Regions from separate parts of the Homo sapiens genome. Here region 2 is linked to region 1. Evidence: read pairs that join two places in POLR2A ChIA-PET (ENCODE). Cell type or tissue: PC-3. All regions are shown on one strand. Each heading gives the region's core, and the rest is flanking DNA. Links, peaks and the distances in the headings are about the cores only. Region 1 has its middle 5.8 kb from the start of BCL2L14. Region 2 overlaps MANSC1 (MANSC domain containing 1).

Region 1 (2,807 bases), core at 33-2,532:
TGAATTCACTTTAATCTATGATTCTGGAATTGATTTATATCATCACTGGAAATATATCTTAGATAAAAATGCCTAAGAGTTTGAATAATATAGATAAAAAGCCCATCCTCAGGAAAACGTTGGGGTTTTTGCCCATCACTGAGTAACCAAAGAAGACTTGAAAGGCCAGATGAGCAGATTTTAGAGTGGACACCAGATTACTCTGGGGTTTGACATTTATCCTTGTTTTGATATCAATGATGAAACTCAATGAAATAGGATCAGAGTTGGAATGGAGCAATAAAAGGCTGTGACTGGTTGAAATGAAAGATTTGGGAAACGGAGCAGAGGAGAAGCACTATTCATTATGAAGAACATCTGTGAAGGGGTCAACATGCCACTCCCCAAAGTACAACACTTTAACCTTAAGATCATTTTGAGCTGAAGGCAATGAAGATGAAGCAGACACAAGAAAAACTCTCGGCCAGGTGCGGTGGCTCACGCCTGTAATTCCAACACTTTGGGAGGCCGAGGTGGGTGGATCATCTGAGGTCAGGAGTTCAAGACCAGCCTGGTCATCATGGCGAAACCCCATCTCTACTAAAAATACAAAAATTAGCTGGGCATGGTGGTGGGTGCCTGTAATCTCAGCTACTCAGGAGGCTGAGGCAGGAGAACGCTTGAACCTGGGTGGCAGAGGTTGCAGTGAGCCAAGATTGTGCCACTGCACTCCAGCCTGGGCAACAGAGCGAGACTTCGCCTCAAAAAAAAAAAAAAATAGAAACAAAGAGAAACTCTCTGCTCCCCATGTCTCCCTACCAGGGAGGACAGGAAGATTCTCAGTCGCTGGAGACAACTCTGGACTCTTAAGCAGCCCAGAGATGGCGCTGGAGGAACCTACATAACCAACCTCACTAAGGCAATCTTTATCTTCCATTACTTTTCCCATCTACTTACCTTCCCACAGTTTGCCACCTCCAGAAGCCTAAAGCTCTTTCCCTTTGTCTTGTCACTTCTTCTTCTTTTTTTTTTTTTTTGAGATGGAGTCTCACTCTGTCGCCCAGCCTGGAGTGCAGTGGTGCAATCTCTGCTCACTGCAACCTCCGCCTCCCCGGTTCAAGCGATTCTCCTGCCTCAGTCTCCAGAGTCACTTAGATTACAGGTGCACGCCATCATGCCCAGCTAATTTTTGTGTTTTTAGTAGAGACAGGGTTTCTCCATGCTGGCCAGGCTGGTCTCAAACTCCTGACTTCAAGTGATCCGCCTGCCTCGGCCTCCCAAAGTGCTGAGATTATATGCGTGAGCCACTCACTGCACCCGGCCTGTCTTGTCACTTTTTTACAAATTTATATTTTTTTAAAAGGTGCTCTATAAGCCCAATTTCTGACCACTCCTTTGAGTCACTCATCATTGAGCGATCCTGTGTGTATGCATGTGTTAATAATAAACTTCTGTCTGTTTTTCTTTTGTTAATCTATCTTTCGTCAGTCTAATTTGCAGGGCCCCAGCCAAAAAACCTAGGAGGGTAGAGGAAAAATAAATTTTCTTCTCCCCTATACCTGTAGGAAGATCCTCTTATCTGTGGTTTGAGTGAAGACAAAATAATAGAAGGATTGAAGTGATAGTGCTGTGTTGCTATAACTGGCCTGGCCAGAGATGAGATGGAGAAAGACGTTCTTAGTACAGAGATCACGCCCTGCACCAAGGCAGGAGGTAATCGTGATAGGAGATCTGACTACCATGACTTCCATGGAAGACTCCTGATAAACATAGGTCATTTCACACTTGCTGCTAATACCATCTCTTAAGTCAAAGGAAGCCACGGTGATAAACATTGTTCTATCCTTGCATTTGGCTGACAAAGAGGCACTGGTTGGTCTCATAGAAGCAATGGGAACCTTGGAGACAGAATGTTCATTTTACTGTAAAATTGGAGATGGTTGAGAGAGAATTCTGAGCCTAGTTGGGCAAAATTTTTAGAGTAAAGATAGGCATGCTGTTGTGGCCATGGCTCCAAAGAGGCCTAACAATAATAGTTCTTATTTTACTGAGTCCATGCCAATTATTAACTCAGCTGTGTAGTAGGCACGACAGTTATGCCCATTTTACATATGAAGAAACTGAGATACAAAAGAGTTAAGTAGGTGGGATATGGTAGCTCACACCTTTTGGGTGTGCTTTTGGGAAGCAGATTGCATGAGGCCAGGTGTTTGAGACTAGCCTGGGTAACATAGTGAGGCCCCATCTCTACAAAAAAAGAAAAAAAAAATCAAAAAAATTAGCCAGGTATGGTACTGCATGCCTGTAGTCCCATACTCTGGAGGCTGAGGTGGGAGGATCACTTGAGCCCAGGAGTTCAAGGCTGCAGTGATCAAACCACTGCACTCCAGCCTGGGTGACAGAACTGTCTCAAAAAACAAACAGGCCACACGTGGTGGCTCATGCCTGTAATCCCAGCACTTTGGGAGGCTGAGGCAGGTGGATTACTTGAGGTCAGTTTCATGCATGTCCATGTGAAGAGACTACTAAACAGGCTTTGTGTGAGCAACATGGGTGTTTATTTCACCTGGGTGCAGGCGGGCTGAGTCTGAAAAGAGAGTCAGCGAAGGGAGATGGGGTTTTACAGGATTTGGGTAGGTAAAGGAAGAAGGGGGGTTGTTCTCTGGCGGGCACGAGTGGGGGTCACAAGGTACTCAGTGGGGGAGCTTTTGAGCCAGGATGAGCCAGGAGAAGGAATTTCACAAGACAATGTCATCAGTTAAGGCAGGAACAGGCCATTTTCACGTCTTTTGTGGTGGAATGTCATCAGTTAAGGCAGGAACTGGCCA
Region 2 (2,807 bases), core at 283-2,782, 270 kb before region 1:
ACAGAGCGTATGTTTTTAACAATTAGCCTATGTGTCTCTTAACCTTCAGCCTGACCAGGGATACGCTGACCTCCCAAAGATGTGAGACTGTACCAAATGGAGGACAAAATCAAATCTAGGCCATGATGAATAGAGGGTTTAATTTCTGTTGGACACAAGAGGAACAGAAAAAGAAGCCAGCAGCTGGGTGCATTAGCTCATGCCTGTAATCCCAGTACTTTGGGAGGTTGAGGGGGATGGATTGCTTGAGCCCAAGAGTTCAAGATCAGCCTAGGCAACATAGTGAGACCCCGCCTCTACAAAAAACAAAAAATTAGCCAGGCATGGTGGTGCACGCTTGAAGTCCCAGCTACTGGGGAGGCTGAGGTGGGAGGATTGTTTGAGCCCAGGAGGTCAAGGCTGAAGTGAGCCATGATTGTTCCACTGCACTGCAGCTTGGATGACAGAGCAAGACCCTGACTCAAAAAAGAAAAGAAAAGAGACCAGAAATTATAGTTAACAGTGAAAAGTAAGGAAGGAAGGAACATAGAAAAGCAAATATGACAAGGAGAGAGGGGTAATTGGAAGAAAAACACAAAGAATGGTACAGATAAAAATTAAAAGATAGACTGTATTCCATATACTACTCAGATCCTGTGTGGAAGGAGCCATGATATCTATGATAATTTACTGACTCCACTCATGGCTTTATTAGGCATCTGAGATGCTTTCAGAATCCAAGAGATGGCCAGGTGCAGTGGCTTACACCTGTAATCCCAGCACTTTCAGAGGCCAACTAGGGCAAACAGCTTGAGCCCAGGAGTTCAAGACTAGCCTGGGCAATATAGAGAGACTCCATCTCTACAAAAAATACCAAAAAAAATCCGAGTGTGGTGGCTTGCATCTGTAGTCCCAGTTACTCGGGAGGCTGAAGTGGGAGGATCTCTTGAACCTGGGAGGTGGAGGTTGCAGTGAGCTGAAATCATGCCACTGCATTTGCACTTCAGCTTGAGCGACAGAGCAAGACATTATCTCAAAAAATAAAAAATAAAAAAAATAAATAATCCCAGTTTTGTAGGCAACATGCAAAGCATTGTGGGCAGGGGCCAGCAGAGCGCATGCCTCTTTCTCTCCATCAGGCCTGCTCAGGGTGTAACCTTGGCCACATCAGTGTCAGAGAGCCTCTTCACAGCCTCTTTGGTGCTTGCCGGCCCTGGCATCCACAGTGAACACCAGTGTGTGGTTGTCTTCTATCTTCATAGCACATCAGTAGTCAGGGCTTGATGATGGCAGAGTGGTCAAACATGTGGGAGCACTCTTCCCGGGATACTCGGGCTGCCTCTGGAGCCACAGTGTCTTGAGCTGCTGGAGGTAAGTGACATGCAGGTCTTAGGGGTGTGTGTGTGTGTGTGTGTGTGTGTGTTTGTGTGTGTGTGGTTGTGGATGCCTTTCAGCCCTGCCTTCTTGGCCTTTAAAGACTTTGCTTTGGCTTTGACTTTAGGAGGGACAGGAGCTTCCTTCTTCGCCTTCGGTGCCACCTTGTGAAAAAAAAAAAGCTAAACCCAATGTTTTTTAAAATTGCCTTAAGCAACTAAGCTAAGGAAAAGGAAATGATTCAGCGGTCAGCAAGCAAGTGAACAAAATGAACAAAGGTGTTTGTGTTGGACTCCATAATAAGTGAAGTTTTTCCTACTTGCCCTACTCTTTAGAAAATCGCATTTCAAAATCATGCTTATGAAACCTTTCATTGCAGGGGACAAAGCATGTAACTTGATGATCTTCGACACTCGAAAAACAGCTAGACAACCCAACTGCTACCTATTTTTCTGTCCCAACGAGGAAGCCTGTCCATTGAAACCAGCAAAAGGACTTATGAGTTACAGGATAATTACAGGTAATGAAAGCATTATACTTTTTCTTTTGTGATTGGAATAATTTAAGACTGGTTCATGTGAAAGATTTTCTACAAGAGTCTAAATAAAACTACCAGAAGGGGTACCAGACATATCAGAAAATCTCATGACTGGAAATTCAATTTATTAAACCAAAATTTGATTTCCAATGAAAGCCATGGTAGTATTTGTTCTGGTTTGTTTCTGTTTTTACCTTCATGAGATAAAAGACACACAAACCTTGTATGAAACGTTTTTGAAGCACCTCTTTAGAACAAGGTCGGCAACACTGGAATAAGTATACAGGTCTCCAGGGTGATTGTTTTGAAAGGGTGAAGACTTGTGTTAATATAGAAAGTTCTAGTATATTTGTTATTAAGTTCCCATTATAATCACATTATCTGAAATCAAACTTTTTATGGCCATACCACCCTGAACGCACCCAATCTCGTCTGAAATCAAACTCACTGGATTTTATTGTCTAGACTGGAAAGGAAATTCATTCAAGAAATATTTATTAAACATTTACCATGTGCCAGATTCTGTCCAAAGCACTAGAACTACAATCTCCATGTTCATGGAACTTACATATTAATTCAGAATGGAAAATAAATAGCAAAAAAATTAATATAATTCCTGGGATATGTTTTGCTGAGACTTTGGCTTGTTAATTTTTCAAGTTGAAGTGGTTTCAGTATCAATTTTTCTTTTTTTTGAGATTATCCATATAAAAAAGGTGAAAACAAATTAATGTTGCTTAGGTAATTCTGTGGACCCTTCATAGACAGTATTTGCATAAAATCAGAATTACAGAATTTAGTGGGGTTTGTTGTTGTTGTTGCTTGTTTGTTTGCTTTTTCCGAGATGGAGTCTCACTCTGTTGCCCAGGATGGAGTGCAGTGGTGCGATCTCGGCTCACTGCAAGCTCCGCCTCCC

What was found. Peaks named below come from ENCODE experiments on the same cell type or tissue, not always from the same donor. Only the 100,000 strongest peaks of a DNase experiment are listed, where the experiment ranks them.
Region 2: POLR2A ChIA-PET joins it to region 1 with 10 read pairs; 2 of 35 experiments call an interaction of 5 or more read pairs at or near these places.

What each region holds. Positions count from the first base shown.
Region 1 is chr12:12,063,745-12,066,551 of GRCh38, reverse strand. It overlaps a transcript of BCL2L14 not described here. Among named protein-coding and RNA genes, the nearest start is that of BCL2L14, 5.8 kb to the left of the region's middle. RefSeq lists an enhancer at 2,494-2,807. In PC-3, for the core only: no CTCF peak of the experiment used is centred there; no DNase peak of the experiment used is centred there.
Region 2 is chr12:12,337,486-12,340,292 of GRCh38, reverse strand. MANSC1 (MANSC domain containing 1) reads left to right here. Exons shown (of 4, transcript NM_018050.4): 3 at 1,733-1,873. It also overlaps the pseudogene RPL23AP66. Among named protein-coding and RNA genes, the nearest start is that of MANSC1, 11 kb to the left of the region's middle. In PC-3, for the core only: no CTCF peak of the experiment used is centred there; a DNase peak (open chromatin) is centred at 1,592; H3K4me3 peaks cover 927 bases; H3K27ac peaks cover 1,359 bases.